Linked DNA regions of Mus musculus: all the other regions are linked to region 2. Evidence: chromatin loops called from intact Hi-C (ENCODE). Cell type or tissue: heart. All regions are shown on one strand. Each heading gives the region's core, and the rest is flanking DNA. Links, peaks and the distances in the headings are about the cores only.

Region 1 (8,051 bases), core at 2,094-7,093, 280 kb after region 2:
TTAGTGGGTAAACTGCTTGCTATCTAAGCATAAGAACTTGAGTTAGGACCCCCAGTATTCAAGTAAAGGCCAGACATGGTGCCACTGCAGTACCAGGGTTAAGAGGGGGTAGAGACAGGTGCTTCCTAGAGAGATCCAACTCAAAACAATAAGCTGAGGAGCCACAGAAGACACTCAATGCCAACCTCAAGCTTCCACGTGCACGTGTGCTGGCATGCACACTCCCTCATACATGTGCACACACAAAAGAAAGTGAAAGCAAAACAAGAGCATAAACAGATCCTCCAAGGAGGAGAGCCCACTTTGGGTAGGACAAACAACCCCTTGGTGCTGAAACAAATACAGCTGTGGGAACGGCAGGTTCAGGCTGGCCAGAGGCTGTGCATGGCTTCCCAACCGTGGCAGAAATGCCTGGCAACAGCCAGAGATGGAGCAGAGACATATGAACTGAAGGCTGTCCTCCTTATCAGTCCTTTTCCCTAAGACCACATGCAGATCAGAATCAACCTCAGTGTACTTCTCTAGTACATACTATCCACCTCTAGTGTGAGACTGAAGAACATACTGAAAATGTTCCGTGAGATGGAAAGTCCTATGACTGGAATTTGGTGATGGTTTTGTTACTAAACTAGCTGCACAAAAATGAGTATTTCCGAGCTAGGGAAATGGCTTGGTGTTCAAGTGCTTCCTATGCCTGAGTCTGCAGCCATGAATTCATGTACAAAGCTGAGCATATTCCAACACTGGGTAGGGAGAGACAGGCAGATTCTTGGGGTTTGTTGCCCAGCCAGCCTAGCCTAATGGGTGAGTGCCACATCCCAGAGAAACCTACCACACCAACCCCAGTAGAATCTGTATGACAAGTTCCACAGACTGAGGCGAAACTTCAAAAGAAGGAGGCCTCCTGGAACCGGGTGTGGATCTCTTGTCCAGAACAACATATTGAGCCGTAGTTCTCATGGCAACTTATCTGTTTTGTTTTCTCCTATTCCTTCTCTTATTTACAACATGTTCCTGGTGGCCTAGACTACGATCTTAAGCAAGAATAATGGGTAAGAAACCATCCCTTGAAATGGGGTCACTAACATGACCTTATCTCTGGGGAAACCAATGCTTTACTTTATAAATCATTTACAAAATTATAAAATAGTATTATGATAGATAAAAACTTTCCCAACAGCTGGGCAGTGGTGGCGCATGCCTTTAATCCCAATACTTGGGAGGTAAAGGCAGGCGGATTTCTGAGTTCAAGGCCAGCCTGGTCTACAGAGTGAGAGTAGAAAAACCCTGTCAAAAAACAAAACAAAACAAAACAAAACAAAACAAACAAACAAACAAAAAACCCAAAAAACTTCCCCAACAATAAAATTTCATATGGCTACAAGTGTGTCATTGGAGGTGGCTTTGGTATATGGTAAAGAAAGACTTAAATAAAAAGAATTAAAATAGTTTAAATTTACACATTGAAAATTTATTTTAAAAAATCAAGCATTAGATGTTAAACAATAATTGACCATAAAGATTTATTAACCTGCTCTCAGAAATATGCCACTAGCCTTGGATGACTGCTCCACTGAATATATCCTTTCAGAGTTGTAATGCTTGGATGGTTTCTATTATTAACAATGTTACCTGTTCTGTTTGTGATTCAGAGTTTGCGTGATTTTTGTGCTTTACTGAGCCAAATGATAATGATGGTATTTGTAATTGCTTCACTGAACACATCTAAGAGTTGTAATATTTGGGTTTTTTTTTTTTAATGTATAAAAACCCCTGCCTGAGACCTGCAAAATGCACTCAGATTCAAACTGCCTCTGTGTTTGTTTCTGTTTGTCCCCGCAAAATCCTTACCCACTTAGCTTTCCGGGACCCTCATTCCAGGGACCGCCATACCCGACTGGGGTGGTCTGTGGCAGAAACCCAGGCTCTAAAAGAAGGATTACTCCTGAGAGCAATCTCAGACATGTGCCTGCATGCACACACATGTGTATATGCCCACATATACAAACATTGCCACAAATACAAATATACTAAATTGTATTTCAATGAAGTTAGCTTTAAGAAAAACAAAAAACAAACAAACAAACAAAAAAAAAAAAAAAGGAAAGGCCAAGCCTGGCATGTTGGTAATATGCTAGTAAGTTCCGTGTGCAAGAGGCTAAAGCAGACCAGAGTTCACATCTAGCATGGGCTACAGGAAATGCTATCTCAAAAAGACAGACACCAGCAACAATTTGATCTGGGTGTAGGGTCCTATGCCTGCAACCTCAGCACTCCAGAGACAAGGGCAAGAGAATCCCAAGTACCAGACCGACATGACTATTAATACAGCATGTTCCTGGTTAACCTGGGCTGCATAGTGAGACCTTTCCTCAAAGCAACAACAAAAGCTCTACCAAGTTGCATCTACCTAATCTGATGCAAGACTTAGACCACTCCACTGTCTTCTCTACTGATCTCACCAAACAAATGGGGCAGTGTGGTGAGTAAGGGACAGGTTTGAGCCAGACTAGTATTCATTTCAGCTCCTACTAACGAGTGGTGTGAACAGGAACAACTTCCTTAACCTCTCTATGCTCATTTCCTCAACTTTAAATTAGCTAATTATGGAGAGGATTACATGAGATAATATACTAAAATGATTAAGAGGCCTAAGCTTGAAGAAAACATCGAAACAATGCTAACACCAGATAAAGATGTGCTGAAGAAAAGCAGGTTTGGGAGTCCAAGCACCTAAAATCTCAGCATGTGGAAGCTAAGGAGGACTGAGAGTTTAAGACCAGACTGGGCTCCATAATGAGGCCTTGTCTCATTAAAAAAAAAAAAAAAAAGAATTTAAAGGTTGTGATGGTGGTGGTAGTGGTGGTAGAGGAGGAGGAAGAAGAGTAGGAAGAGGGTTAGAGAGATGGCTTAGCAGTTAAAAGCACCAACTGCTCTTCCAAAGGTCCTGAATTCAATTCCCAGCAACTACATAGTGGCTCACAACCACCTGTAATGGGATCTTCAGGTGTGTCTGAAGAGAGCGACAGTGTACTTACATAAATAAAATTTTTAAATCTTAAAAAAGAAAAGAAGATACAGCAGTCAGAAATCAAAAGGGTTCACACACACACACACTGGAGTAAATAAAAACCAGACATTACACTAGACATATTGTATATAAATTAATGTAAAGTTCAAAACTAGACAAAATATGCTTTTGAGAGATGAAGGTATAGTTGCTCAAGTGGCTATGGGAATAATGACCGGGGCAATGCACGGGGTGGAAAGGGGCTTGGCTTGAACTGGTGTTAGTTACACGTATGTCCCCTAATATAAACTTTTTATATACACATTTCATAACTCACAAAAGTTCCATTTTTAAGCTCTAATACCTGGAAATTTTATATGGTTACTTTTTTCCCTCTTGGTCCTCTGCCTATTTTTCCACAAATGTTATCTCTACAGTATAAGTTGTGTGCAAGTCGCTTACTGATCACCCCTATCATACTTGAGTACTTTTAATTTCCTATCTGGTTCTGCCTTCACTCCTAAAGCCCGCCCCGCTACCATCAGAGGGGTGTACTTCAAAACGAATTTGACCAGGCTCCTGGTAATTACACACGGTTCTCAAGGAGACCAGATACTCGATGCTTTACACACTTGTTTAACCCACAGGTAGGAGGAAGCCCCATTTTACCGCTAGAGAACCAAAATACTCAGAGAAATTATATGACTCTCAAGGTCAAAGTTGAGAGAGGTGGTTGAACCTCTAAATCAGATTTTTTAAAAAAGCGGACTTTTGGGTGTCACCCTCACCTCCTCTACCTCAGTCTCGGGTGTGCTTCCTAGGGCAGGGTGGATCCAGTGAACGCGGGTCATGGGCACTACACTGTGCAAGGTATCGCGCAGCAAACCTCCGACCTCAAGTCATCTTGTTTTTCTTTCCTCGTTAACATCCAAACTAAATTCCCACTCCCTCCCGCGCCGACCCTCTTCTCAGTGAAGCTGTCAATAGAACACTGACCTGAGGCAGCTCTCACGGCGCCCGTGAAGATGGAAGCCGCCATCTTGCAGCCTGCCTACGGTGGCCGCAGTGGACTCAAAGTTACAAAGCAAAAGGATAAGAAACGTGGAGGAGGCGGAACTAAAGGGAACAGGCGTGGCCAAGGTTGAGCTCTTTGAACCTTGCCTTTCTGCCCTAAACCACCGTCTTCTTAATTACTTATTTTGCCTTTATGTTTGGGTTCGCGCACGACCCTGCGTGCTTATGGGGGTTAGAGAAAAACTTGCAGGAGTTGGTACTGTCTAAACTTTTGTTTGTTTGCTTTTGTTTTGTTTGAGACAGGTTTTGGGGGTTTTGTTTGTTTGTTTGTTGTTGTGTGTTTTGTTTTGTTTTGTTTTGTTTTAGATTTATGTATGTAGCCCTGGTTGACCTGGAACTAGCTCTATAGACCTAAGCTGGCCTCGAACTCACAGAGACCCGCTGCTGGGATTAAAAGTGAGAGCTACACTCCTCCCCTATACCCCAACTCAACTTCCCCATTTTTGAGACAAGGTCTTCCAAGATCCCGAAGGTGACTTGGGACTCCTGTACTCCAAGTGACCTTACTGCCAGTATAGATATGATAACAAGGATTACAGGCTCTGCTGCTGAGCCAGCATGGATTGTGTAAAGACACTTAAAACGAAAATAAAAAAGCAAAAATTAAGGTGAAAAGGGAAGAGAAAAGTCCAAAATAACAAGAAAAACAAACACCCCACAAATCTCATTTAGAGAGTGGCGGTTCAATTTTTGGCTTCAGGACTCTTACACTCTATTGAGGAACTAGTAGTGGTGGCTACACCTAGGGTAACAGCTCCATAGCAGGTTGAGGCTTGAAGACCTCAGAAAATTATTGAAAATTCAAAGAGCTTTAACTTATATGGTTATATCTACTGGTATTTGTTATACTAAAACTTAAAATTGGGAAAAATAGGGGGCTGGAGAGATGGCTCAACTTTTAAGAGCACTGACTGCTCTTCCGAAGGTCCTGAGTTCAAATCCCAGCAACCACATGGTTGCTTACAATCATCTGTAATGAAATCTGATGCCCTCTTCTGGGGCTGTCTGAAGACAATTACAGTGTACTTATATATAATAATAAATAAATCTTGAAAAAAAAAAACTCAGTTGTCTTTTTCCTACTGCTGCTACAAAAACTATGACAAACTCAGTGACTTAAATGCCATAAATTCACTATCAGAGTTTTGTAGGCCAGAAATCTAAGATAAATTCCAAGGACTAAAAATCAAGTTATACTAAGGCTGTGATTCTTCTGGAAGCTCTAGAAGAGAAGTCCTTTCTCTTGCTTTTTTCCAGTTTCTAGAAAATGTCTGAAATCCTTGGCTCATGAACACTTTTGTATTTATTTATTTATTTATTTATTTATTGTTTTGCTGCATAAACATCCACAGGCTAGAAGAAGGCATCATATCCCCTTCTGGTTGTGAGTCACCATGTGTCATTGTAAGTCCTCATGTGGTTTCTGGAAATTGAACTCAGGACCTCTGGAAGAGCAGCAAGTGCTCTTAACCGCTGAGCCATCTCTCCAGCCCCTAGTTTTGTATTTTGCAAAGACAGTGTCTTATTCCTCCCATCCTCCTTCAATCTTATAATCATACTTGACCTACCCAGATAATAAAAAGTGGTATTCTCATCTCAAAAATACTATATATTTAGTACTGGGAATTGAACTCATGACTCCTACATGCTAAGAATGCCTGCAATAACTGAGCTACAAAAAATTCTTCTTCTGGCTTTTGTTTGTTTGGTTTTTGTTGACATGTTCTCACTCTGTAGCCCTGGCCAGCCTGAGACAATCTGTGTAGACCAGGCTGTCCTTGAACTTAGAGATCTTTTTGCTTCTGCCTCCTTCGTAGTAGGATTGACAGACTCTTATATCCACAGAATGTTTTTTTCTTATAAGGTACCATATCCAAAGAGATTAGAAGAAAGAAGACATCCTGAGGGTCTGGTTGTTTTGCTTACCACACATGATTAAAATAGCAATCATAAATCCACTAATGTTAAACAAAACTAATAACTGTGAGAAATCTAAGGTCCAGCATAAAAAACAAATACATAAAAGAGCCCATTTATACATGGTGATCCATGCCTGTAATCACAGTATTTGATAACTTGAGGCAGGACAACTTGCCTCTAGTTAAAGGCCTGTCTGGGCAAGAGTGAGACCTTATTTATTAAAACAAATAAAACAAGAAAAGCATCAAAAACCTAAAAATCCCTGAGTTATGAAATTTGCTTCTACATTCAATTTCTTGTGATATTAATAAATCAAGTAATCTCTGTACAATTATGTGATTACCAGAATAAAAAGGCAAATAATAATTTACCATTACAACAATAATTTTCAGTTTATGAGCTCCTCTGTATGAGTCCCAGGACTCCCCACGGGTTACCTCAATCACATTTTAAAAACACTCAAGACATTTATACTTGCTTCTCCGAGACATGGGCTGTGTAATTGGGTAGTGAGTCTGAAACACTGTTGTCATGTCAGTCTGCCACCTACCTACGGTGGCCATTTGGAGTCCAAAATCATCCATATATGGTAAAGTCCATATATAGTAAAAGGTCAATGATATGTCCATAAAGGCTCTTTTGAAACTACTAATTAAGCCTGGTAGTGGTAGCAGCTGCATCATACATCTTTGATCTCAGCACTAGGGAGGCAGAGACAGGCTGATCTCTGAGTTCCAGGCTAGCCTGGTCTATAGAGTGAGTTCCAGGATACAGAACTACACAGAGGTACACAGAGAAATTGTCTCAAAAACAAACAAACAAACAACAAAAACCCCTACTAATTATTGTGTGTGTGGATATGCGTGAGGATTAACTTTTTAGTGTGAGGGATACACACACACACATGTATATATACATACATACATACATACACACACACACACACACACACACACACACACATATGCATGCATGGGACTAATTCTGGGATTCCATTCCCCTTACTCTGTTGATGCAGGGTCACTTGATGTTTCTGTTGCTGTGCTACATATTTGAGCCTATCTGGTCCAAGAACTTTCAGGCTCTTGTCTGCTTCTCATCTCACTCACCACAAGAATTCTGGGTTTGCAGGTGGATACCCCACATTTGGCTTCTCCCGTGGTTCAATCTTGCACAGCTAGGGCTCTTATTAGGATCCATCTGCCAGCATAGTTAAAGGTAGTTTGATTGGCAAAGGAGTCACTGTACCTTCTTAAATAGGGAAATTATGTGACACAAATTTTCCAAATGATGTTAGTATAATCCTGGTAACATTTTGTTATTTTTGGTTGTTCATTTTTTTTTTTTTTGGTCCTGCCTCTGCCTCTTGAATGCTGGGATTATATGTTTGTGCCATCACTCCCAAATCTAGTCACATTTTAAAACAAACAAACAAACAACAACAAAAAAAAACCCTAGGAGTTTTAGGGAGTAGGGATTAACTTGTCTGGCATTAAGTTTTTTCATAAAACATATTGTGGTTTTTGTGTGTGGTGTGTTTGGTGTGCATGTATATATTATTATGTTAAAATGTGCAAATGTGTGTGTGTGGTTCATGTGTGGAGTTTAGTGGTCAGTTTTCAGGAGTTGGTTTTCTCTTTCCATTGTATGGGATTCTAGGATCAAACATTCAAGTTTAGTGACAAGTGCCTTTACTCACTGAGCCATCTTACTTTAAAATATGCATAGATATATAGGTGTATATGTACTATTATTTACATGTATACATGTGTATACCACATTCGAGGATGCCCTCTGAGGCTAGAAGAGCATATCAGAGTCCCTGGAACTGTTCTTTCAAGTTGTTGGGGGACACTGCATCTAGACTCTGAAAGTTGAACTCAGGGAAGGCTGGAAAGATGGCTCCTCCAGAGGACCAGGACTATCTGTAACTCCAACTCCAGGGGATCTGACACCTTTGCATACACATAAATGCATACAAAACACCAATGCATATAAAATAAAAAAATAAATTCTATTTATAAAAAAGAAAACTGAACTCAGGTTC
Region 2 (8,051 bases), core at 1,704-6,703:
GAAAAACATCAACATCCTTAGACATCAATGAACTGTAAATGAGAACTACACAGAGATTCCATCTCACACCAACTGGGAAGGCCTTCATCCAGAAAGCACACAAGTACCACAGTGGGACTACTTTTAGATTTATGCAGAGCAATCTAAGGCAGCCTCCCATAGAGATGCTTGTACGTCTATATTTAATGTAGCAACATTCAAACAGCTAGTTTACCCAGTCAGTAGATGTCCACCTATAGACCTCTGGACAAAGAAAATGTGCCATAGATGCTCAATCTAGTCTTACTCAGCCATAAAGAAAAGCAATATTAAATCATCTGCAGGGAAAATGTATAAAACTGGAGAAACCTCATCCTAAACAAACACAACCAATCAATCCAAACCGAACAATCTCTTCTAAAAAACAAAACCGAGAAAACCCCTGACTCTGAAACACAAGTATCACAATCTCCCTGTGTCTCTCTCTCTCACAGACAGACACACAGTCAGACAGACATAGCTCATAGAAAAATGGCAGTTTATAAATGTACAAGGAGAAGCCCTGTGTTTTATGAGGTGTTTAATTTTAATTGGGCATGTTTATTAGGTGAGCCAAAGGGGGCATTTGATTGCTGGACTTCAATACGTTGATATCTAGTAGTCAGTTTCAGGAGGAGTGAGTGGCCAAATGAGGGAATAGACCTTGGTGGCTAGCCTTACAAATGTCTAACGGTTTTTATGCAGAGGGAATGGGCGAGAAGGGCAACGCCTGACAGAGCTATGTTTGCCATGCTCAATCTGGCCAGAGTCTCTTCAGTGGGAAGGAAACCATGAGAGAGAGAGAGAGAGAGAGAGAGAGAGAGAGAGAGAGAGAGAGAGAGAGAGAGAGAGAGAGAGGACAGGAAAAGATAATGGGGTGAATATGAACAACTCTTGTGGTTCATTTACATGAAAACATAATAGTGAAGTCCCTCCTTTTGTAGAGTGAACATATTCTAACTTAGCCATGTAAAGGATCAGAAAATAAAATATATGTTCACAGATTAGCAACATTAAAATGTTTTCTGAGGTTTCATTTATTTAAATTTTATATGAATGGGTATTTTGCTTGTATTTATGTCTATGCACTACCTGCCTGCTTGGTACTCTGGAGTCCAGAGATGGCACCTGAATCCCTGGTACTGGAATGACAGATGGTTGTGAACCATCATGTGGGAGCTGAGAATTAAACCTGGGTCCTCTGGAAGAGCCACCAGCGCTCTGAGCGCCAGAGTCATCTCTCCAGCCCCCAACACACAATAGTTTCTGTTCATTGTTAGCAAGGAGTGGGAAGGTGGGGCGGGGGAGAAGGCATTCCGAGTACTAGTTATAGAAGTTCACAGTACTATAATGCATATGTGCAGGCTACCTGTATTCCAAATGAATCTAATGGTGATACTATGTCAAAGCCCTCGAAGAAAAGGTAGCATATCTTAACATTTCAGCACTTTCTACATTTTGAATTGCATTTAGTCAGGTAACAATGGAAATAATATCATACAGCAGGAAAATAATTAAATTATTATACATTTTCTTATAGACTCACATAGTTATAAATACTGACATTGATGAAAACTTATGTAGACAACTAAAGGAAACACGGAACACACACACACACACACACACACACACACACACACACACACACTCACACAAACATACATGCTACACTCCTAAATAAACATAAAATATTTAATGGGCTAAAAATGAGAATTTGGGAGGTAGGTAAGATTTAATATAGATTTTTTCCCACTTTAGAAACAAGACTTAAACATTTCAATTATATCAAATGAGAAAATTGTGAAAGTAGTCAAAGGCTAAGAAGGTTTGACACACTGTATCTATACATTTTTTTTCTCATTAACTTCTTGTCATTTGTTGACTCTACAATTTTGACAACTTCCCAAAGCTCTGCTATGAATCTCTTTTCCTTTCTTGGATGCTCCTAAACTTTAATCAGTGTAGTCTGTCTGTGTTTAGTGCTATTGCCTAGAACTTCTGAGAGTGAAATCAGGAGAGACTATCACATGTTCTCTCATTCCTCAGTTTTTAAAACAATTGATTTAAATTGACATAATACTCAAACACAAACATCCTAGAGTACCAAATGGCAGCTTTTAACCAAATACTTCCTTCTTCTTTGAATTTCTGCTTCTCATTTTAGTGTTTTTTTTCCCCCTTCTTCCCTGAAACTTATAATCCTTCATGCTAGTTGGACAGGCCTGTATTTTGGATGAGACTTCTGCATCAGTTATAATAACAGCTGAGGTGGGTCTCACCCTAAGGTCACTTCTTCCCGCAGTGTGTAGAAGTTAGATCCAGTTCTTCCTCCCAGCTCTATGTGCCCAGAAATAAAGACTCAGACTCAAAAATATTCACACATACCTTGGCCATATTGCTAGGCTCTCTTCTGAGTAGATCATAAATTAAAATAACCCAATTATTTTTAACACATATTCTGCCATGTGGCTGGTTACCTGTGCTCAGTTACTATGAAGCAGTTTGGTCACATCTTCCCAGGTGAATCTCCCCTGCCTGGCTCTATCCCAGAATTCCTTCTGCCTCCAGAATGTCCCACAGTCTATCCTACTCTTTCCTATATGCTATAGGTTTTTTCTTAATTGACATGTGATGCATCTATACAATGCATGAGACATTCTCTATAACAGTGACTTAGATTTATCCTGTAAATTTAATGGAACGTAGAAGGGCTGAAGACAATGTGGTCATCCCCTATGTGGGTCTTTCCAACTGAGCTTTTAACCAGAGTTGGGACTTGTTGTCTTGGGCTTCTCTTTGAGGCTACTGCTTGTGCTGGGGAGATTCTTCTGACCCTCCCTTTGTTGTGTTCGAGTACCCCGATATGAGAATACCTCTTATCTATAGTGTCTTTATGATCAGACTTTCTAAATTAAAAGAGGCAAGTTTGCTAAAAGCAAGGAGAATTAGTTGTTGGAGTGGTAGGAGGAAAGGGCTGGCTTGGTAGCAAATAAACAAATACTCTGAAAACAAACAAAAGTAAACAAACCCTCCCTCTGCATGAGAACAAAATAACAGGGTATCCAACCAGTTCAGAATAAACCAATGGACCATTGACAAAACACAAGGAAGGCCAAAGCTCAGAAGGAATTCAGCATCCACCTGAAGACGCAGCACAGCCAGGCACAGAACGCTTCATGTTCGTACCTGGTGCCCACCCGGGTGAAAGTGTGAATTAAAATGGGCAAAGTGGATGGCAGGTGCCATAAGTATGCCAGTTTAGTTCCTTTGTGTTTTAAAAGAGATTAGGAAACAAAAATCAGTAAAGGCCAAGGGAAGAGTCAGAGGAATGGATGTGGACAACATATCACATTCATGAATGAAATTCTCCAACAATAACATTTTAAAAATAATAAAGAAAATTAGGAGTCTGATTTCCTCTCCACCCAGCCAGTGGCCATATTACAATTTATAGAAAGCTATGATATGAAAGCCAGAACATATGCAGACTTAACTGTAAGATATACTAACTGGTTCCTTCCCAGAGGGAATAGACAATGGACCCAGGTTGCCTCTGTTCCATTAGAGAATATTTATGTTTATCATTAAAGTTTCAGTAAAGAAAATAGGGTTTTTTTTAAAAAAGATTTCCCCGGTGTTTGTTTTTTAAAGGTAAGATGAGGCTGTAGAAGTGGCTTCCTGTTCTTCCAGGGGCCCAAGTTTCCTTGCACAGTTCCTTGTCTATGAATCCATTTCTTTAATGTGTGCAGAATGCAAGTCTTTTGTTATCTCTTCTTTAAAAGTTAGTTTCAGCTGACTCGTGCAGGTCTGTTTAACCTTAATCTTACAAGCGAAACAAATGTTATAATCTGTTGAATCAATCCCTTCTTCTCCAGCTTCAGCATAAGATCACTGCTAGAACTTTTAAGACTTCCTACAAAGGGGAAAGAAGGCGATGTCAAGTTTTCGAGTAGGTGTGTAGATTTGCAGTCTGTGAGGTGACTACGGACCCAAAGAGAAACCCATCCACAAATATCTGGGAAGTGGTTGTAAATATGCGTGACAGCGTTGAGATATATATTTCTGGGCTAGCTGACAGGTTTTGGGTGTAGGCAATAAATATCTTAAGAGTTACTTCTATACTTCACTTAAGCTCCCTTATGAGCAATGGTGTCATCCACACTGTAGAACCCCACCCAACTTAACTCTGCGCCTGCGCCGCGCGCGTGCGTACTAGCCCTGCTGCCGCCGCGCCCTTCTCTGGGCGTCTGATTCCCTTCCTCCCAGCCCCGCCCAGGCGGCTGCCCGTGACCTGCCTGGGCGCAGGGAACGGAAAGTCGGAAGGGGTAAGAGGAGTTCAGTTCATCATGGGACTCTTTGGAAAAACCCAGGAGAAGCCTCCCAAAGAGCTGGTAAGGGCCAGCGACCGGGGAAGCTCCGCAGCGGAGGTGGGAACAGCCAGCTGCGCTCTCAGGCTGGCCCCTATTTCCGGGGCCTTCCACTCTGCCGAGGGGCCGAGGGAAGAGTTTAGGATTGGGATGTGAGGAGAAGCGCGCCTTGGCCGCTCGGCGTCCGACCCGGGTGTGTAGGGCCTGGTTAGGAGCACCTCGGCCTCGCCCCCAGGCGCTGGAGGCGCCACGCCGCCGGGCCCCGAGGAAGCACTCTCTCCCCTGCGCGCGGTGGTACGGGCCGCCCGGAACCTTTCTCCTGCGCAAGCCCCGCCCCCGCGCCGGCCTGCAGACCACCCGGAGGACTTGCCCTAGACCGGAAGGTTGTGTGCGGTGAACCGGGTCGGAGCCCCCAAAAAGTCCAGGCACCTGCCAGGCAGGTCCTTTTCTCGCTCTCCTCTGTGTGCAGGGAAGCCCGACTTGTGTTTATTCTAGAAGCTCAGTTCTCTCAGGCCCTACCCATAAGGATGCTACCGAAAACAGTTCGGATCCTACTCTGAATCCTTAGATCTGCCTATCAATTGAGTTATTTTAGAAACCAAGTATCAGCCGCCTAAGTTTGAGTCCTACTTTTAGACGTCTCGGCTCTCTGATCTCGAAAAACTTGTCCGAGACTTCTCCTATGTCAAGTAGGAAGAGTGCTACCGCAGTAATTGACCATTGAAGGATGTGAAGTTTGAGCTAGTAGTGGTAGTGAAGGTGCATTCTTTTTTTTGTTTTGTTTTTGTTTTTTTCGAGACAGGGTTTCTCTGTGTAGACCTGGCTGTCCTGGAACTCTCTTTGTAGACCAGGCTGGCCTCGAACTCAGAAATCCGCCTGCCTCTGCCTCCCAAGTGCTGGGATTAAAGGCATGCGCCACCACCGCCCAGCGTGAAGGTGCATTCTTTACACACCCAGCCTTATTACTGACCACCAGTAGTCGCACCAACAGTACCAGCTCCCAGCACATAGCACTTGTGGGGTCCCATTCCAGACCTACTAAATCAGATTTAAATTATGACTATCCCGAGTGGTTAGAATGTGCCTTGACCTTTGAGAAGCACTGTTTCTACAGCACTCAAACTTGTCCTTCTAAACCTTTAGTTCACTTATGGAAGTGTAGCTGTCAAGCCAGTCTAATTAACGTTGCCATTTTCCGGTGCGTGTTCTTTTTTTTTTTTTTTTTTAAGAGGGGTACTTTACTAGAGGAGAAATTGACATTACATTCTTAGCAATGACACTTATTATTTAAAATAATGGAAACGTTAAACGAGTAATGTACATACCAGGCATAAGTTTAAATAGTAATAAGACTGTTTTCTTTAGACTATCTCAACTTATGGATGACAAAGCTAAAGCCACACACTAGTAATGATTTACTTATCTTCAAGAAGAGTATACAAATACCACAAAATGGTCTACATAATGTTCTGAAGTGAAATTGTATGCTTGTCTCATTTAAGTTCCACATGTTCAGTTTTATACGAGAGAGCAAAATGTAACAGGTGAATGAAAGTTCTTAATAAGAAAAGGTTTTAAGAGATGCAGTGTGGCCTGCAGTTCAGCTGCTTGGTCATTTTCAGGACATTCCTGAAAGCAAGAGTTCAAGGGCAGACTAGACAGTGGCTCAGAAAGCAAAGATTTTTCGGGAAAGTCTGGGTGTTGTAGTTTCTGAGACATTACCATGCATTCGTTTTAAAAATTTAATCCCCACATTAAAAATGAAAGTAACATTGTAAAAGTAAAGACTTTAGAGTTGGCTGTTCATCATCCTGCAAGGTCTGTGTCTTGCCCTTAACTTTTTCCGGTGTGTTATTTTATGTGAAATGGAAGTTGGATGTAAACTTGATGAGATCCAAGTTAAACTAATTTAGCAAGAATGTCTGGGCGCGTGGTGGCGCACACCTTTAATCCCAGCACTCGGGAGGCAGAGGCAGGCAGATTTCTGAGTTTGAGGCCAGCCTGGTCTACAAAGTGAATTCCAGGACAGCCAGGGCTATACAGAGAAACCCTGTCTCGAAAAAAAAAAAAAAAGTCTCACAAGGAAGTGTGAACTTCGTACTATGTACATGTTAAAAAATAGTTCTGGGTGTGTACTGGCTAGTTTTGTGTCAACTTGACACAGGCTGGAGTTATCACAGAGAAAGGAGATCCAGCTGCAAGGCATTTTCTCAATTAGTGATCAAGGGGGAAAGGCCCCTTGTGGGTGGAACCATCTCTGGGCTGGTAGTCTTGATTCTATAAGAGAGCAGGCTGAGCAAGCCGGGGAAGCAAGCCAGTAAAGAACATCCCTCCATGGCCTCTGCATCAGCTCCTGCTTCCTGACCTGCTTGAGTTCCAGTCCTGACTTCCTTTGGTGATGAACAGCAATGTGGAAGTGTAAGCCTAATAAACCCTTTCCTCCCCAACTTGCTTCTTGGTCATGATGTTTTGTGCAGGAATAGCAACCCTGACTAAGACAGGGTGGAAATGAAAGAGATCACCAGTCTGTGTCTGGGCAAGGCAAACTTCTGTTATGGATCAGGAAGGTGTGCTCAGAAGAGTCAACTTACAGAGACAGCAAGTACACCTGGTTTTTATTCTTACTCAGGTGGTAACTGTGCCTTTTCCACACTGATTGGGGTCTGACCTCACAGTCTTATTCACTCAGCTTGCTTGAAAAGAATTGCCACACCAGAAATGAAGAAAGGGGGTGTGTGTGTCACTGCTCCATCTAATTCCTGGAGAGCAGTAGGAGGCCTTTGTATAAACAAGGGTGTTGGGATGGGAGTTTGAAACATTTGTATAAAAAGTCTTGTAAGGTGGGGAAGACTAAAAGATTTGAATTCCTTCTAAACACAAATTTAATATTTCTTTAATATTATTACTAATAATATAAGTAATAAATTATAATAAAATTATAACTAATAAAGTAAGACTATTTCTAGCATATTATGTTGGGCATATGATAAGTAGTTTCATTTTGTTTGTTTGTAGAGAGGTTCTTGTTCTGTGTGCTGTATGGTTTCTGTCAACTTCACACAAACCTAGACATATCTGGGTGGAGGGAATCGAAATTTGGGAATTGCCTTAGGCAAGTCTGTGGGGTATTGTAATGATGGATGTGGGAGGGCCTGGCTGTCTGGGCTATGCCACCCCTGGACAAGTGGTCCTGAGTGGTCCTCAATGGTCTCTGTTGCAGTTCCCACCTCTAGGTCTCTTGACCTCTGATGCATTACAACTGCAAGCTGAAATGTACCCTTTTCTTCCCCAAGTTGCTTTTGGTCATGATGTTTATCACAGCAGTAGAAACCAAGCTAAGGCATCATGTATCCCAGGCTGGCTTGGAATTGTTGATTCTTCTAAGAGCTGATCTTACCTGTGTGTACCACCATATTTGGCTGCTTGTCTCATTAATAATGTTGCTAGTAACTTTGGTCACCTGCTTTCAGGTCATGTAAGCCAGGTATCTATGATGTATTTTTTTCTTTTGCTGCTATTCAATAAAATAGCACGGGGCGGGGGGCATGGACTTGCACTGAGCATCTAAATTGGACCCAATAGTGTCTACCAAACCAATATGATTTAATCACCATTTGGTTAATTGTAAGGGATACTGCGGCCAACTAACTAGCAGAGTGGCAGCCA
Region 3 (8,051 bases), core at 1,981-6,980, 50 kb before region 2:
TGTGTATTATGTGGAGGCCAGAGACCAACTTAGGGTGTTTTCCTTTATCTCTATTTACCTTATTATTATTATTGTTGTTTTTTTATTTTTTTTTTTAGGCAGGTTCTCACTATATAGTCCTGGATCACCTGAAACTCACTATGTATAAGACCAGGCTGGCCTTAAACCTATAGAGAGCCACCTGCTTGTGCCTCCCAAATTGTGGAATTACAAGTGTATGCCAACATGTCTGGCTCTTCTTTGTTTTTTTAAGATAGAGTCTGTCCCTGAGCCTGGAGCTCACTAATTGAATAGACTGGCTGGTTATAGCTCCAGGGCTCCATCCTCAGCATTAGTCACAGGCACGCACTTTCACATGGATTCTGGGGCTCCAAACCCAGGTTCTCATGGCTGTGCAGCAAGCACTTTACCCACTGACCCATCTCCGCGTCCTCTTTCTAATACAAGCCTAAAATTAGAAGCATCACGTAAATGTCTGAGTCAGCTACTCTTTCTTCTTCTTCTTCTTCTTCCTCTTCTTCTTCTTCTTCTTCTTCTTCTTCTTCTTCTTCTTCTTCTTCTTCTTCTTCTTCTTCTTCTTCTTCTTCTTCTTCTTCTTTTTCTTCTTCTTCTTCTTCTTCTTCTTCTTCTTCTTCTTCTTCTTCTTCTTCTTCTTCTTCTTCTTCTTCTTCTTCTTCTTCTTCTTCAGTATTTTGGACAGGAGTCCATGTCTCTAACCATTTGACTATCTTTTTCTTTTAGTAGATGTGTGATACTAAATCCATTGTGTTATTTTATTTGGTTAGTTCTCATGTTCTGTTAATTGTTTTGGTTTTTTAACTTCTGTGACAAAAGCAACTCAAGACAGAAGGGCAGAAGCATGTTTTGATTTGATTTTTTTTCTTTTTTTCTTTTTTCTCTTTTTTTTTTTTTTTTTGGCTCACAGTTGAAGGAGGTACAGACAGTCCATCACGGTGGGGAAAACATGGGGGCAGAAGCTTGAGGTGGCGGCTTACCTTATGTCCGCAGCCAAGAAGCAGAGTGATGAATGCTGCTGCTGCTGCTGCTCCTTCTCCTCCTCCTTTTTCTTCTTTTCCTGCTTATTCTATTCAAGGCCTCAGTCCACAGAATGGAGCCACATTCAAGATGGGTTTTCCTTTTTTGAGTTAAACCTCCTTGGAATCTCCCTCACACCTATATCCACTACTTTAGTTCCTAGGTGATTCCAAACTTAGCAATGAAGATGAATCATCACCTGTGAGATTTTCTTTCTATTTAACTCTGCCCTTAAGGCAAAATGTTATACACATCTTTGTATCTGTGTCCAATAATTTCCTCAAGATAAGTTTCCTGAAGAAGGCTTCCTGGACCAAAGGTCACGTATTCGTGGGGATCCTCTGACTCACATCATAGATCACCCTCCTGGAAGTCATCCACATCCACCCATAGAGGACATGTGTTCACAGGTGTCCATGTGCCACCTTTACCCAGCGTGTCCACTTTCATCGGTGTGTCTCTCTTTCCTAAGGGTTAAACCACTGAGAGAACAAGGCAAAGGGTTGGGAATTGAGGCAATGGAAACAAGTGAAGTCAAAATTGTTTCTTTTTTTTTTAAAATATTTCTTTTATTTTGGGAAGAGTATAATAGAATTACATCATTTCCCCCGTCCCCTTTCTACCTCCAAACTCTCCGATATACCCTTCCTTGCTCTCTCTCAAATTCATGGCCTTACATTCCATCAATTGTAATTACATACACATTTGTATATACATATATTCCTAAACACACACTATGTCTCTGTCTCTCTCTGTCTCTGTCTTGCTCTCTGTCTATCTCTCTGTCTCTCTATCTGTCTGTCCTCTTACTTTGTATACTGTTACTTGGTTTTTTTTTTTTTTTTTGGATACCCAAGATATAAGATACAATTTGCTAAACACATGAAACTCAAGAAAAATGAAGACTGAAGTGTGGACACTATGCCCCTCCTTAGATTTGGGAACAAAACACCCATGGAAGGAGTTACAGAGACAAAGTTTGGAGCTGAGACGAAAGGATGGACCATCTAGAGACTGCCATATTCAGGGATCCACCCCATAATCACCTTCCAAACGCTGACACCACTGCATACACTAGCAAGATTTTATCGAAAGGACCCAGATGTAGCTGTCTCTTGTGAGACTATGCCGGGGCCTAGCAAACACAGAAGTGGATGCTCACAGTCAGCTATTGGATGGATCACAGGGCTCCCAATTGAGGAGCTAAAGAAAGTACCCAAGGAGCTAAAGGGATCTGCAACCCTATAGGTGGAACAACATTATGAACTAACCAGTACCCCGGAGCTCTTGACTCTAGCTGCATATGTATCAAAAGATGGCCTAGTCGGCCATCACTGGAAAGAGAGGCCCATTGGACACACAAACTGTATATGCCCCAGTACAGGGGAACGCCAGGGCCAAAAAAATGGGAATGGGTGGGTAGGGAAGTGGGGGGGAGGGTATGGGGGACTTTCGGGATAGCATTGGAAATGTAATTGAGGAAAATATGTAATAAAAAATATTTTAAAAATTGTTTCTTAATATCTCTCTCCCCCTCTCCCTCCCCCTCCCCCTCCCCCTCCCCCTCCCCCTCTCCCTCTCCCTCTCCCTCTCCCTCTCCCTCTCCCTCTCCCTCCCTCCCTCCCTTCCTCCCTCTCTCTCCTCTTCCCTCTCATGATTTGATTTTTTTAACTTTTAAACTCTAGCCTGTCTGGCTCCATCCTCAGCTCATCCACCCAGCTTTCCCTACCTGTTCTTCTTTTCTGTTATTGCCTCTGTGTATTGACAGAGTCTATTATTACTAAAATGCATTCCTTCGAGGCAAGGCATATCATTTATGTGTTTAGACTTGACTAGCAATGCCACCATATAACAGTGCTATACTGTGAAATCAAGAATGCTGAAATTACAGAGCCAAGTCTGTCAGCAGGAACAGTTTAATACAGTCTCCACGTGGTCTGCTGCCCTGGAAAACCACCACACTGTTCTGTAAGTCTGAAGCTGTACATTCCTGCCCACCCTGCTCCTAGGCTTCTTCCTTCCTAGCTCCTCCACTAGCTGTACACCGAGATGCCTTTGTTAACTGCGTTATAAAGGGGTACTATCCTTTGTCTACATTTTATGATCCATTCTTTGTTTTCCATGGCTCATTTGCTCCCTGATTGAGGGTCACACTCTCTCCCTAAAAATTTCACCCCTGGTTTAGGGTTGTTCATGCTTTTCCTTGCTGGCTAACATTTCACCTGGAATTCCTACTTGTTTTCCTGATCAAGAAGACTCACACACACGCACACATGCACACACACGCGCGTACACACACACACACACACACACACACACACACAGAAACAGAGAGAGAGAGACAGAGTGGGGGAGAAAGACAGAGAGAGGGAGAAAGACAGAGAGAGAGAGAGAGAGAGAGAGAGAGAGAGAGAGAGAGAGAGAACATGACCCTGCTAGAGTTAAATAAACACGGAACCAGGTACCATACGCTTGCCTGTCAAACTCATTTTATATGAGTTCTTCTGGCTGGCTAAAACACACAGACCTTTGCACCTGGACCTAACCACACCTAACAACTTTTGTCCTGACAACTCAGACCTTCATTGTCTACTTTTTAACCCTCTAGGAGACTAGCCACAACTGGATCACATACTAAAATTCTTTTTGGCCATACCTCCTCCAACACACATGTGAAAATCGCATTCTAAAGCAAAGGTAGAAAAACATCTGTTTTCAGAGTTTCACCTCAAGCACCTCAAGCCAGCTGTGCCACCCCTCCCCCCCACCCCACCCCGAACAAAAAACTAAACAAAAGAAAAACCCAAAAGCATCCGCGGTTGACAGGGACTGGACTTAAAACACAGATTCTGATTTTTACAGATCTTGATGATTTGGGTGGGTGTGGTGGTGCACGGTTTTTTTTTTTTTTTTTTTTTTTTTTTTGGGTTTTCGAGACAGGGTTTCTCTGTGTAGCCCTGGCTGTCCTGGAACTCACTCTGTAGACCAAGCTGGCCTCGAACTCAGAAATCCGCCTGCCTCTGCCTCCCGAGTGCTGGGATTAAAGGCGTGCGCCACCACGCCCGGCGGTGCACGGTTTTAATCCCAGCACTTCCATGCCTGGCAGGCAATCTCTGAATTCTGAGGCCCGCTTGGTGTTCAGAGCGGTTCCAGGCGGGCCAGGACTATTTAATAAGGCAGTGTCTCAAAACAAAACAAAAACCACAAACAAAAACGAACATCTTTTAGCAGCCTTTATTTTTCACGCTCAGCACAAAGGTGCACAGTGTCGCAGGGTCCAATGTCCAATCCTGGGACTGAAATCAGTGACTAAACATCAGCGCATCAGAGGGCTGGGACCGCGAGAGCACAGTAACTCGGAAGGTTTACCCAGCCCAGCCTCCCGCAGCCCCTCTCTCCCCTTGCACCCCGCGGCTTCTAACCCCGCCCCTGCCGAGACCCCGCCCCGATGCCGACGTCAGTTGTTATGTCTTGACTGGGGCCGCGGCTACAGCGGGTCCAGTGCTCTGGGGGCGACGGCCGCGGCCTGCAGAGGCGGCAGGGACGGTGGCCGCGGTTGGCGCGGCGCGTCCGCACGGGGCTGGGCACCGCGCGGCTACGCAGCTGACAGGAAGCCGCCCGGGAGAGCCGCGTTGGGGCCTAGCGTTATTTGCTTTTTCCTCTTTTTTTCCTCCCTTCACGACTGTCGTCTCGCGCTCCTCCTCAGCGGGAGCCGCCGCGACGCCCCCTCGCGGGCCGCGGGGCCTGATAGGCGCCGCCCGCGGGAACCTGGAGCTGCCGCCAGGCCTGGGCGGCCGCCGGGGCCTGAAGCCTGGGCGTTCGGCGCGGCGCTGCGGCGGTCACTCCAACCCGCGCTGGGCGCGCCGGGCCCCGGGCCTGGCCCAGCCGAGTACCGCGCCCTCTGGACCACTCAGTCCGGCCCCAACCGCCCTCCGCTGGCCCGCAGTCCCTCGGAGCTGCCTCCCGGTCACCCCAGGTGGGCTCTTGCCCTCTTCCAGCCGTCCGCAGCTCGATGGGTGGGGTGCGTTTGAACGTCCCCCCTTCTCCCTTTCTCAGCTCCTGACCGCAAGGCCAGAGCCGGGGCTCTCAGTCGCACGCACGCCGCGATCCACCTGCCTCCCCGCGGGGATGGCCCGCCGGTGACCGCCGCGCGCCCTCGCTGCCCTCGCCCAGGCTGCGCTCTGTCGCCCCGCACTCGATCCCCTTCCCTTGTCCACGGCGTCCCGGCTCCTGGCGACGCCAAGAGGGCGAAGATGTGGCTGAAGCTGTTTTTCTTGCTCCTGTATTTCCTGGTCCTGTTCGTCCTGGCCAGGTTTTTTGAGGCCATTGTGTGGTACGAGACTGGCATCTTTGCTACTCAGCTGGTGGATCCGGTGGCATTGAGCTTCAAGAAGCTGAAGACCATTCTGGAGTGTCGAGGGCTGGGCTACTCCGGGCTGCCGGAGAAGAAAGATGTTCGGGAGCTGGTGGAGAAGTCAGGCAAGTGCTGGGCTCCTGGAGGTCGCCTCCACTGTCCTGGCTCTTACCCACTCCCCAGAATTAGGCGGTCCCCAGAATGGTTAAACAGACTGCTCCAGAGAGCTGCCCAGGTCATCTTTGTCTACGTTTTCTAAATAAATATGTAAATCTCGGTTTGGAAAAGACAACTGTTAGGTGTATTGGTGTGTTCCAAAGGCTCTTTGGAAATGACAGTTTGAAAGTGTAGCTTTAAAAAAAAATCATTAAATTGAATCATTTGTCCCAGAATTCAGGAACGTCAGTTGAAATTGATTATAGAGAAAGGAAAAATTACAAAACATAGTCTGTAAATAGCAGCATCTGCATCCACAATAAAAACAAGCTACCAGGAGGGTAAAACATCATTAAAATAATAACAAAAGGCACGTGGACCTAAAGATTTACGTGTAAATTATGCATTTAATTATAGGTAAGGTGTACACAGTGCAATATTGCTTTTTATACTTTAGTGAACATTTTGTGTGGCTGTTGGCCTTGTTTAGAGTAAATATTTTCTTGCAGATTATACATTTTATTTTTGAATCTTGACTTACCTTTCTTGTCATGTGTCACAGGCATCTCTGCGTCACTTAATGGGTTGAGGAAAAGACTTGAAATAGTGCTGAAAGAATATTTAATGTAGCCGTTGATTTGGGGTAGGATTGGGTGGGGAAATACAGTTAACTTTAAAGTGTCTCCTTGTTTAGATAGTTTTCCTGAAAGAGGAATGTAAATTAAGAAAGGCCTTCTGAGGTGATGTAGGAAGCATTGGAAACTTATGATTATCTTGTTTTGTCCTTTCAAGTATATCATCAGCGGGGCCTTTTAGAAGACCATTTTTTCCCCCTTGGGTAGTACTATCTAGACAAATAGTGTGATAGGCAAGATGACAACGTTTATCAGTCTGACACTTACATACTTATAGCATAAGGGTTACAGAACTCATCTCGCCAGTGAGATAGAAGGAAGGAGTCCTTTGCGTAAGGGATACATTTTTCAAGTGGTTATTATTATTGCTCTTGTTTGCACCAGGTTTATGCTGCCATTGGTTGTTGGGGCTGGGGGGTGGGGTGGGGTGGGGGGAGTGGGTTAGCAATCTCATACAGTTATTTGATCACACAGGCTTTCCCCTTGGAGCTTTATGTTAGATATTTTGCTGCCATTTGAGCCTAAAATTGTTGTCATATGGAATGTACAAAGAATCCACACATAGCCTAAAGACTATACAACCAAAGTATGATTCAGATCACACATTTTAACAGCATAAGAACAACAAAAAACAGTCTTGGTATGGCAATTTAACTGTGAAACCTAAATGTTTGTTGTGGATGGTTTTGCTGTTTGGAATGGAACTGGAATATCACCATGTAATATTTAAGGCAAAGGTTAGATAATGTGACATGAATGGTTTGCTTTTTTATATTTAATTATACAAGAGCCACGTTTACACTGTAAACTTGTCTATGAATGTGGGGTTTGTTGTTCTGATAGGTAACATTCTTTCTCTCCCAGTCACATAAAAACCTTGTTGCCATTTATAAGCAGGCTGATAGCAAATTCTGTGAACCCTTTTCTAAACCTTTCGAGTAACAACATAAACCAAGCTTTGAAAAATCATGTGAAGCCTGTGCAGGCTTTATGTAAAATTAAATGATTACTAATTTGAGAGGATTTCTTTTTGGACTGATGTAATTAGTAATTTACTAACAAGCTATATGATGACCCCATTAGAATATATGCACTACTATAAGAGATGAATTGTTGTCTTTTTTTTCATTTTTTGCTGATGTATTCAAAAGCTATTGAATTTTGTAGAATAAAAATATAATAGTGTGCTTATTCATGATGTAAAATGGTATTAATCATTGAAGTTGAGAACATGGGATTTTTGAAACCTTACCAGGGTTTTTATTTTTTCCTTCAGGTGACTTGATGGAAGGTGAACTCTATTCTGCTCTTAAGGAAGAAGAGGCATCTGAGTCTGTTTCTAGTACCAATTTCAGTGGTGAAATGCATTTCTATGAGCTTGTGGAAGACACAAAAGATGGCATCTGGCTGGTTCAGGTAGAAAGGATGATAATACTTAAGAACCTTATTTATACCAAAATAGTATTTACCACTGAGTAACTCTTCTCTTGTATCCTCCTGTTTGCCTCCTAGGCAAAACTCAGTTCTCATAGGGTTTTTTAAACCGATGATAATGACAAATAGATGAGGAGCTGTGGCTCAGTTGGTGGAGTACTGAAGTGAAATGGAAGTGGTGTGCATGCATGAAATCCTGCCTCCAATCCCTAGCACCACCTAGGTCAGGCTATGGTGCCGCACACAGGAAATCACACACACAGGAAGCAGAAACAGGGACCCAGAGCTTCAGGGTCTTCCTTAGCTGCATAAGGAGTTCAAAGCCAGCCTAGGTAGGATACATGAGATCCTGTCTTTGAAAAAAAAAAAAAAAAAAAAGTAAAAAGTAAAGAGTGGAAAAGGAAAGATTGGGGAGAGGGGGAGGGTTGTCTTGAGAA
Region 4 (8,051 bases), core at 1,082-6,081, 90 kb after region 2:
CTCCACCAGAAAAGACACCCTCCAAACCTTCAAGATCACTAAGCCCAGATGTAAACATGGCTTTAATTACTTGGTTCTTGCTTTAATCTCACTGAATGTAACTTGGTTATAGAGTTTTAAGATACATTTTTGTTAAATACAACATGTTCTCTAAACTTAATTACTTTTGCTACTCAACTAGGGAATGTAGAGATAAATGCTTGGAAAAAAGGAAGCAATTTGCACCTTACAAAATGATTGAGTTGTAAAAGTTTCTCAGCAAGGCAAAACCCGTAACAAAAATTTTCTTGAACTGAAATCCTAGAAGACACACTGCCAAAAATGGATTCAAGTCCTCCTGTCATTATTTAATAGCTAATTACAACAGCCTGGACCAAAGACTTGTCTGAAAGTGAAGCTCCTTCTCAAAGGCTTGGGGGGTGAGAGGGATGGAGATGAAAACAATAAGTTAAAGATCTTTAACTTTACATGTGAAATCCAACAGGCCCTTTGTCATAAAAGAAGGAAACCTAGGCTCCTGTCAACTTCCCAAGAACTAAGGACGATAAAGTTTAAATATTGTTCCCATTTAGATCAGATCAAATAAATGTACTACAATTTCTTTTTTAACTTGACAGGAAAAACAAAACAACAAGGAAAAAAACCACAACCATGATTGAAATCTGGTACACAAAGCCTGTATTAGGTAGAAAGGTAAAAGCCTAAAGCAAATAGGTTGGTCATCTGCATACACCTATCTCTAAAACTTGATTTGGTAAAATAAGTGGAATGGAGGAGAAAAGCTATGTTTCAGAGTATAAGCAGAAGCAGCATGGCACAACTCTGACCAAGCAGTATGATGGCTAAGGGGGACATCCCTGCAGGAAAACTCCCTGGATATGTTAATTTCTAAGGATGGGGTCCATAGACTACTAAAAACTCTGTCTTCCTAGATACAAGTTAACGTGGGATCAACAGCAAACAGTACTTTGTAGCCTAATGTGCTGCTCTAAGGACCAAATAAGAGTATATTTGTTAGTGATCACTATGATGCTTGCTGTGGTTAAGTGCCCAGTGGTCACTTTTAGAACATGTAGACAAGGCACATGGTGGAAACTCTGAAAACACATAACCAAGTAACCTTTTCCAATGATCCTCTCAAGACTCGTGATGGTGTAGGCATGCACTGTCAAGCCTGAGCTTAAATGAAGTGTTTCAGAAATCAACATTTAACTGACAATGGCTAAAACCTGCTTCCTTTAAGTAGTTTTCAAGAAAAGGGCAAAAACACAGAAGATTCCGAGGCATGTCCATTACTCAGGGTAGAAATAGTCTGTCCTGACAAGCTTCCTGGAAGTTATTATCACTATGGAGCCTTTGTTAGGAATCTTTTTTCAGCTGATTTTTGCACAAGGAGTCTTTGTGGGCACAATGGCTTCCTCACTGGTTATTTCCCTACTATTTTTTCACACCAATATTTGTATCACAGAGTAGGATTCATTCCTTTCAAAAGATCTAAGTGAAAAAGGTTCCAGAATGTGTTAACTGGTCATGCAAGTTCCATTTCTCCCCTTCCTTTCAAACACCCTATACGGGACAGCTCCACCCAAGGCTTCCATATATGGCTGTAGCCACACCAACCCATCCTCATTAACAACCGGGGACCTACTCCTGCCTCACTAACCATACCTCAGCAAATACCCACCACCAGAACAAGCCAAACAAAACTAAATAGATAAACACAACTAAGCTCCTTCCCTTACATTCACACTTCACTTCCAAGTTGTAAAGTTTAAAAAGTTGAATGAAGAAATAAAGAGGAACACCATCATCTGAAATCATCTTTTTTGAAAGCACTTTCAAGCTAGCCTTCAATGATTCTAATTGTCATCCACTTCTTTAACCTATTACTAATAAACAATACGCCTCCCGTTGGGGGCATAATCAGACTGTCCCAGGGGACCCAGCGCCTGCATTAATGAAGCATGTCTGAACAATCCTAAACCCATTATTAATCTCAGGCCACTGGAGCTCTAGGTCAAACACACCTTGACACTACACCCCATTTCAAAGACTTTCACGGTCTAGAGTTCTGTACCTTCTGATCACCTGCCAACTTTCTAGTGGCCCATTTCAGAAAAGGGAGGGAGGGGCGCTCAACTGTCCCGTTACCAAGGTAACTGAAAACCGTCTGACTGCCCAGCCCCCAGAAGACGGTTTTGTTTGTTTGTTTAGGGATTTTGTATTTTGTTTTAGTCTTTTTGTTTTTTACCTTCAAGTCTTTCTTAGTAACGTCGGTGTGGGAAACAGCTCGAATGGTCCCCGACAGCCAGGGCCACTCGGCAACGCGCTCCAAGTCCCAGTTGTCCTGGCCGCCTTCGTTGCCTTCGGCTGCGGACAGACTGAGGAATCGCTTCCCCACCAATACTGGCCAACTTTCTCCGAGCGTGAGCACCATGGTTTCCACGCCAGCAGGAAGGGCTCCTCCCTGCAGAAGGCACAAAAACAAAATGCGATGGGGGGCGGCCGAGGTCGGAGGCGGCCCGAAGAGACGAAGCGCCGACAGGGACCGGTGGAGTGACACCCCCGCAGGTGGACTCCGCGCCCCAAGCTGCCACCCGCGCCTCCCCAACCCCCCAGCACTCCCCCCCGCAAACACCCCCCCGAGTGCCGCGTGACCCTCTCGCCCCAACAACTTTCGCTTTTTCCAAACCTTTCAAAGCTGGACACTGAGAGAGAGAAGGGAGGACTGAGCCGCGGCGCCAGTGCTTTTGCCTAAGTGTTCGTCCCCTCGCCCTGTTAAAGAAAAGGCTCCCTCTTAGTGCCTAGGGCCCGTCTCAGCGACCGATCCCCGCCCCGAGCGGCCTCGGAGCCGCCGTGGACTCGCTCGCGACTCGACACTTGCCGCGCCCCCGCCCCCCGCTTCCGGGCCGCCGACTCGGGCGCACCCCCGCCCGTCCTGAGCCTTGAACCGAGAAGACGCGGCGACCGCCCGCGCGGGTCCTTCACCCTTCTCCCTCTGTCTCCCGCAGCCGAGGCCCGCGGAGCGCTTACCCCGCCTCCCGCCTCCCTGAGTCACCCACGACGGCGGCAACAGAGCCCAGCCGCCCAGCCGACTCTAGCTCTGACTTGGTTCAAGAGCTCTCTCTCACAAGACACGCACAGCCTCCCGGACCCGCCCCCTCGGAGCCGCTGCCACCGATGATTGGTTGAGTCGCGGGGGATAGGCGGGGCAGCCTAGGAAATTCTACGTTCCTATTGGTTATGCTGAAGAGGGCGGGGTGAGGAAAAAAAACAATTCCTTGGCTGCCTCCTCCCTTCCCCCCGCTCTCAGCAACGACTCGAAGCCGATCCCCCATTAAAGCGCGCAGAACGCGGTCGGTAGATCCCTCCGCCGCAGCTCCATTCTTCCATTTGTTGCCTCGCGCTATGCAAAAAAGTCCCGCCGAATCGGTTATCGACTTTGAGGCCAGAAAGAAAATCGCACAGGCTCACAGATAAGACTGAATGGGGAGACCCAGGATCATGAGCGCCTATTGGATTGCACTTGAAGCGCGTAGGCTGTCGAGCGAAGACCGACCTTCCACCAGGCGGAAGAATCTCACGGGAAAGGGGCGGGGGCGGTGCACAGCCTGCGGGGGAGGGACAGCACTGGGACGTGCGGTTTCAGGCGTACGCAGTTAGAGGGGGAGGAGCGACTAGGCTCTGGGGGCTCCTGCGCACGCGCCAGAAGGGGCGGACTCTTGGAGCTTGGGCTGATGGGTGAAATGGCCGCTGGAGGCGCAGGCGCACGTGGTACTGATCATGACTGTCTAGGTCCGCCATTTTGAAGGATAAATGAAGAAAGGCATTGAGTTGCTGGAAAACGATGTTCATTAAATCTAGAGGCAAACCATCTATTCAAAACTATGTGGGATGTAGGTTTTTTAAAAAGAAAATGTAAAGTGGATATAAGATTTTTGAAACAACAAAGAAATTGAGAAAGTAGATGGAGTTGATGATAAAAGTGATAATGAAAGAGGTGACTTTGAAAGACAAAGGAGAGAAAAGATGGTTTTATGGTTTGGACCAGAGGATTCTTGGTTGAATCAAAAAATGAAATGAATAACTGAAGACTTCTTTATGAAGCCTGGTGCTTAATCTAACATCACACTTAATCTTTATTATAAAATGAATGGAAATTTAGTTTTAATAGTGTGAAAATGAGAATTCAGAAAAAATTCAAAATGTATAAGGGAATGCTATACAATGCAAATTAGTACCAGATGTTTATTTTGAAAAATATTTGGTTTGAATGTATGACAACAGAATGTTAAAGATTAAATAATGCTGAAGTTGAATTAAACTGAATTGGATTTATTATATTCAAACCATTAAGAGGTGGGAAATGGAATGAAGGAACCTATCCACTTCATCAAAAGGCAGAAATGGAAACAAGAAAAACAAAAGGAAGAAGAAGAAATTATGGTTAAAAATAAAATGACAGGAATAAGTCCATTTATATTTACAATAAATATAAATGGGTTAATTTTATAAATAAACATGGAGAGGTACTTAGTATTTAAAAAAATTTTTTTGGCATAAGAAAAGTACAGCATAAGAAACTTGAAACTATTAGGGTAAAATTTTTATAAGACTAATCAAAGGAAAGCTACATTGGCATCTTGTACAGTTATACATTATTTAATACGAGGGATATATTCTGATAAAAGGTTGTTAGATGATTTCATTACATTGATAACATAGTGTCCTTACAGAAATTACCAAGTCACTGAGAAAAACTTATGGGATCACCACTGTATATATCACATGTCACTTGCCATAATGTTGTTATATGGTATATGACTAAGAGTAAAAGCATAAAAAGAAGAAATATATTAATAAAGGATTGGGTCTATAAAATACATTATTGAACTATTCAAACTGAAGATATGAACTAAGTTAATAGTACTAAACAAGAAAGTTTTGACAGCTTATAATCACAGTAAATGCTATAAATCCATTTATCTCAGAAATAAGCAGTTTAAATTTTTAAAATGAGAGAATGTGGAGGACTTAGATCACATAACACATAATTTGGAAAATAACAGGCATAAATTCTACTAAAACAAAAGACATTTTTGTTTTAGGCATAAATTCTACTAAAACACACACATGACTTTTCTGTTTTATTCATGATTCCAGAACCAAGAAAAGTTGGAGAGATATCCAGTGTACTTTATGAACTTACAAAGTCCTATTACTAAATCTGAACAACAACAACAAAAAAACAACAAAAAATACTTACATAGATGGAAAGTTCTTTTATTTAGTAGAGTTACTAGAAAACAATCATGGTTTTTGCTGTTAACTATAATCATTATATAAAATAATGGATTTTATTTGAACATTTTCATATGTAATCCATTTTAATAATATTCTTTCCCATATTACCCTCTCTTGTTTTTCATTGCATTCCTGATAGCCAGAGATGCCAGAAACATTAAAAGGACATTGAATGTTCATGAGCTTAAAACTTTTATAAGCTTCCTAGAAACCAGTGTGTGAGTATGTATATGAGTATGTGCCTGTGTGTATCTTGAGAAAACTGCTAACAAATATGGACTGGAAGAAAGGATAAGATCACTTATTTTAGTAGTCACATCCAGTGGATGTGGGAAGAAAAATGGAAATAATTTAAATGTACTTCAATTGGAAAATAAATAAATGAATAAAAAGAACAAGGCACGATGGCTCCTTTACCCACTGATCTCTGCACTTGGAAAGTGGAGGCAGGAGAATCAAGAATTCAGGACTAGCCTCAGGTATATAGGAGTTTAAAGCAGGTGAGGGTTATCTGCGACTCTGAAAAATTAACATCAAAAAAAGGAAAAGAAAAGATAGATAAAAGGAATAAATGGAATGTGACATATATTGAAGTTTCAGAGTACTTGAAAAAGAAAAAATTCTAGATGTACCAAAAGATTGCCAAAGCACTTTGGAAAAGAGTACTGCATTTGACATTATCATTACTTAACACACATATAAAAAAAAATTTTTTTTTTTGGTTTTTTTGAGACAGGATTTCTCTGTATAGCCCTGGCTGTCCTGGAACTCACTTTGTAGACCAGGCTGACCTCGAACTCAGAAATCTTCCTGCCTCTGCCTCCCGAGTGCTGGGATTAAAGGCATGCACCACCATGCTCAGCAATATAAAAATATTTTATATGGCCCACTAAATATATTAAAACTTGTAACACCAGCTACTGGTATATGAAGGCCCACATCAGAAGTCAGGGAACTAGTCAGTGGCAATCAGTATTATTTACAGTGTGATTTTTGTTTTTACATGTTAACTTTTCACTTTAAATTAGCAACTGTGATCAACACCACTGTCTCTATCCAGAGTACTTGCATCACCCCCAAAAGGAACCTTTGTACACATTAAACAGTCATTATTTTTAGCTGTCAAATCCTAGCAACCATTAGCTTGGCTTTTGTGCCTATAGAATGTCATATTTGGAAATTTCATATGAATAAAATCATGTAATATATGTATCTGTATACTCTCACTTAGCCAAATATTTTAAAGGTCTGTTCATGTTGTAGATTTATAATATTTATGGTCTTAATTATAATCCACTGTGTGGATAGGCCACATTTTGTTCATTCATTCATTAGATGATAGGCACTTCAGTTGTTTCTGCCTTCTTGATGCCACAAATAGTGTTGCTATGAATATTCACAAATACTTTTTTTATTGGTTATAGGTATTGGGTTTTTAATTTTTTTAAGTATAAAACCAGTGAAATTACTAGCTATAAGACAAAGTACATTTAATAAGCTATCTGTTAAAGTACATATGTAATTAGGTCTGTCAAGATTAGTAAAGGTGCTAATCACCAAGACTGAGGACCTGAATTCTAACCCCAGAACCCACACAAGAAAGGAGAGAACTGGCTCCTGGAAGCTGTCCTCTGACCTCCCACGTTCATGCACAGAAGTGGAATAGGGACATTACAAGTGGTGACACCATACCTGGCATTTTTAATTTTTTAAATTTCATTTTATAGTTGTTTGTTTGTTCGTGTGGAGTTCAGAGGATAACGTGTGGGTGTTAGTTCTTGCCTTCCACCATGTGGCTTCGGGGATCTAATTTGTCTATTCCGGCCTGGCAGCAAGTGTCTTTACTTGCTGGGCCACCTTGCCAAATTGCTCTTGGCATATTTATGTTGGTTCTTGGCATCAAGCTCAGGTCTTATTCCTTTCAAGGTAAACATTTTACCTACTGAGCTATCCTCTTGCCCCCCTCCTTCACTATCAGTCCAGATTCTGGCAAGGCAGTATGCTGAAGTAAGACACTTGAGGAGTAGAAAAAAGGGCACATTTACAGAGTGAGGGCTGGTATGAAGAGCCACAGAACAATGGATGAGATATATCCAAGGCTTGCCGTCCCAGGACTCATTACAAACCACAGCCTAGGACAAGAAGACGAGAGTTGCTACTGGAGCCTTGAAGAAGCAACTATGATCTCAGGAGTGTAAAATGCATCTGACAATGTGACCTCTAGAGGAGACATACTGTTAGTTAATCCTGGGCTCAGCAGGGAGAATCAACCTGAGAAAAAGTTCCCCAGTCTCTATCTCTGCCACCCTCCTATCTCCTTCCCAGTAAGAGGTCAATCTCTAGGCAGAGAAAGAAGAGGGGCAAAGAACTTCAGGGTACAGCATAGCCTTTGAATGAACCATAGAACAACTGAGCACACTTACTAAGTCAACTTCAATGAATCAAAGATCATTAGGATAAGAACACCTGAGTCTATAAAAACTGTTCATTGTGACTTAAAGGAATCCTGGACTCATATGCTTTTGCAATTCCTGTTGTAATTGACCTTGAATCTAATTCTGAAGAGTGACCTAGGGCTTACCCATCACAAACACATTGTAGGTTTGTTTCCAGCAGTGTGTTTCTTACCATATTCCAAAAAGTATTGTGTTTACCATCTCTCTAGACAATTATCTCCTTGATGTGACTTATTAACTAGAAATAAACAAGGAACTAACTTCTTCTTCCTAAAGGTAAAATCACAGTTA

Evidence for each region. A loop is a pair of places that touch in the nucleus more often than their neighbours do. Peaks named below come from ENCODE experiments on the same cell type or tissue, not always from the same donor. Only the 100,000 strongest peaks of a DNase experiment are listed, where the experiment ranks them.
Region 1: a loop joins it to region 2, with 2.4 times the contacts of the local background. A loop is called at or near these places in 2 of 42 quality-filtered maps.
Region 3: a loop joins it to region 2, with 7 times the contacts of the local background. A loop is called at or near these places in 11 of 42 quality-filtered maps.
Region 4: a loop joins it to region 2, with 4 times the contacts of the local background. A loop is called at or near these places in 4 of 42 quality-filtered maps.

The regions. Positions count from the first base shown.
Region 1 is chr6:71,819,710-71,827,760 of GRCm38, forward strand. Mrpl35 (mitochondrial ribosomal protein L35) reads right to left here and starts at 4,075. Exons shown (of 4, transcript NM_025430.3): 1 at 4,007-4,075. The coding sequence starts at 4,049. In heart, for the core only: no CTCF peak of the experiment used is centred there; a DNase peak (open chromatin) is centred at 4,072; H3K4me3 peaks cover 1,401 bases; H3K27ac peaks cover 1,313 bases.
Region 2 is chr6:71,539,625-71,547,675 of GRCm38, forward strand. Chmp3 (charged multivesicular body protein 3) reads left to right here and starts at 4,228. Exons shown (of 6, transcript NM_025783.4): 1 at 4,228-4,409. The coding sequence starts at 4,365. In heart, for the core only: no CTCF peak of the experiment used is centred there; DNase peaks (open chromatin) are centred at 4,257 and 4,627; H3K4me3 peaks cover 2,036 bases; H3K27ac peaks cover 2,012 bases.
Region 3 is chr6:71,489,375-71,497,425 of GRCm38, forward strand. It overlaps Rnf103 (ring finger protein 103), which reads left to right and starts at 4,503. Exons shown (of 4, transcript NM_009543.3): 1 at 4,503-5,514; 2 at 7,457-7,596. The coding sequence starts at 5,289. In heart, for the core only: a CTCF peak has its summit at 4,742; DNase peaks (open chromatin) are centred at 4,477 and 5,037; H3K4me3 peaks cover 3,238 bases; H3K27ac peaks cover 1,784 bases.
Region 4 is chr6:71,629,805-71,637,855 of GRCm38, forward strand. It overlaps Kdm3a (lysine (K)-specific demethylase 3A), which reads right to left and starts at 3,113. Exons shown (of 27, transcript NM_001038695.3): 1 at 3,034-3,113; 2 at 2,693-2,775; 3 at 2,252-2,467. The coding sequence starts at 2,437. In heart, for the core only: a CTCF peak has its summit at 3,746; DNase peaks (open chromatin) are centred at 2,607, 3,227 and 3,697; H3K4me3 peaks cover 2,690 bases; H3K27ac peaks cover 2,564 bases.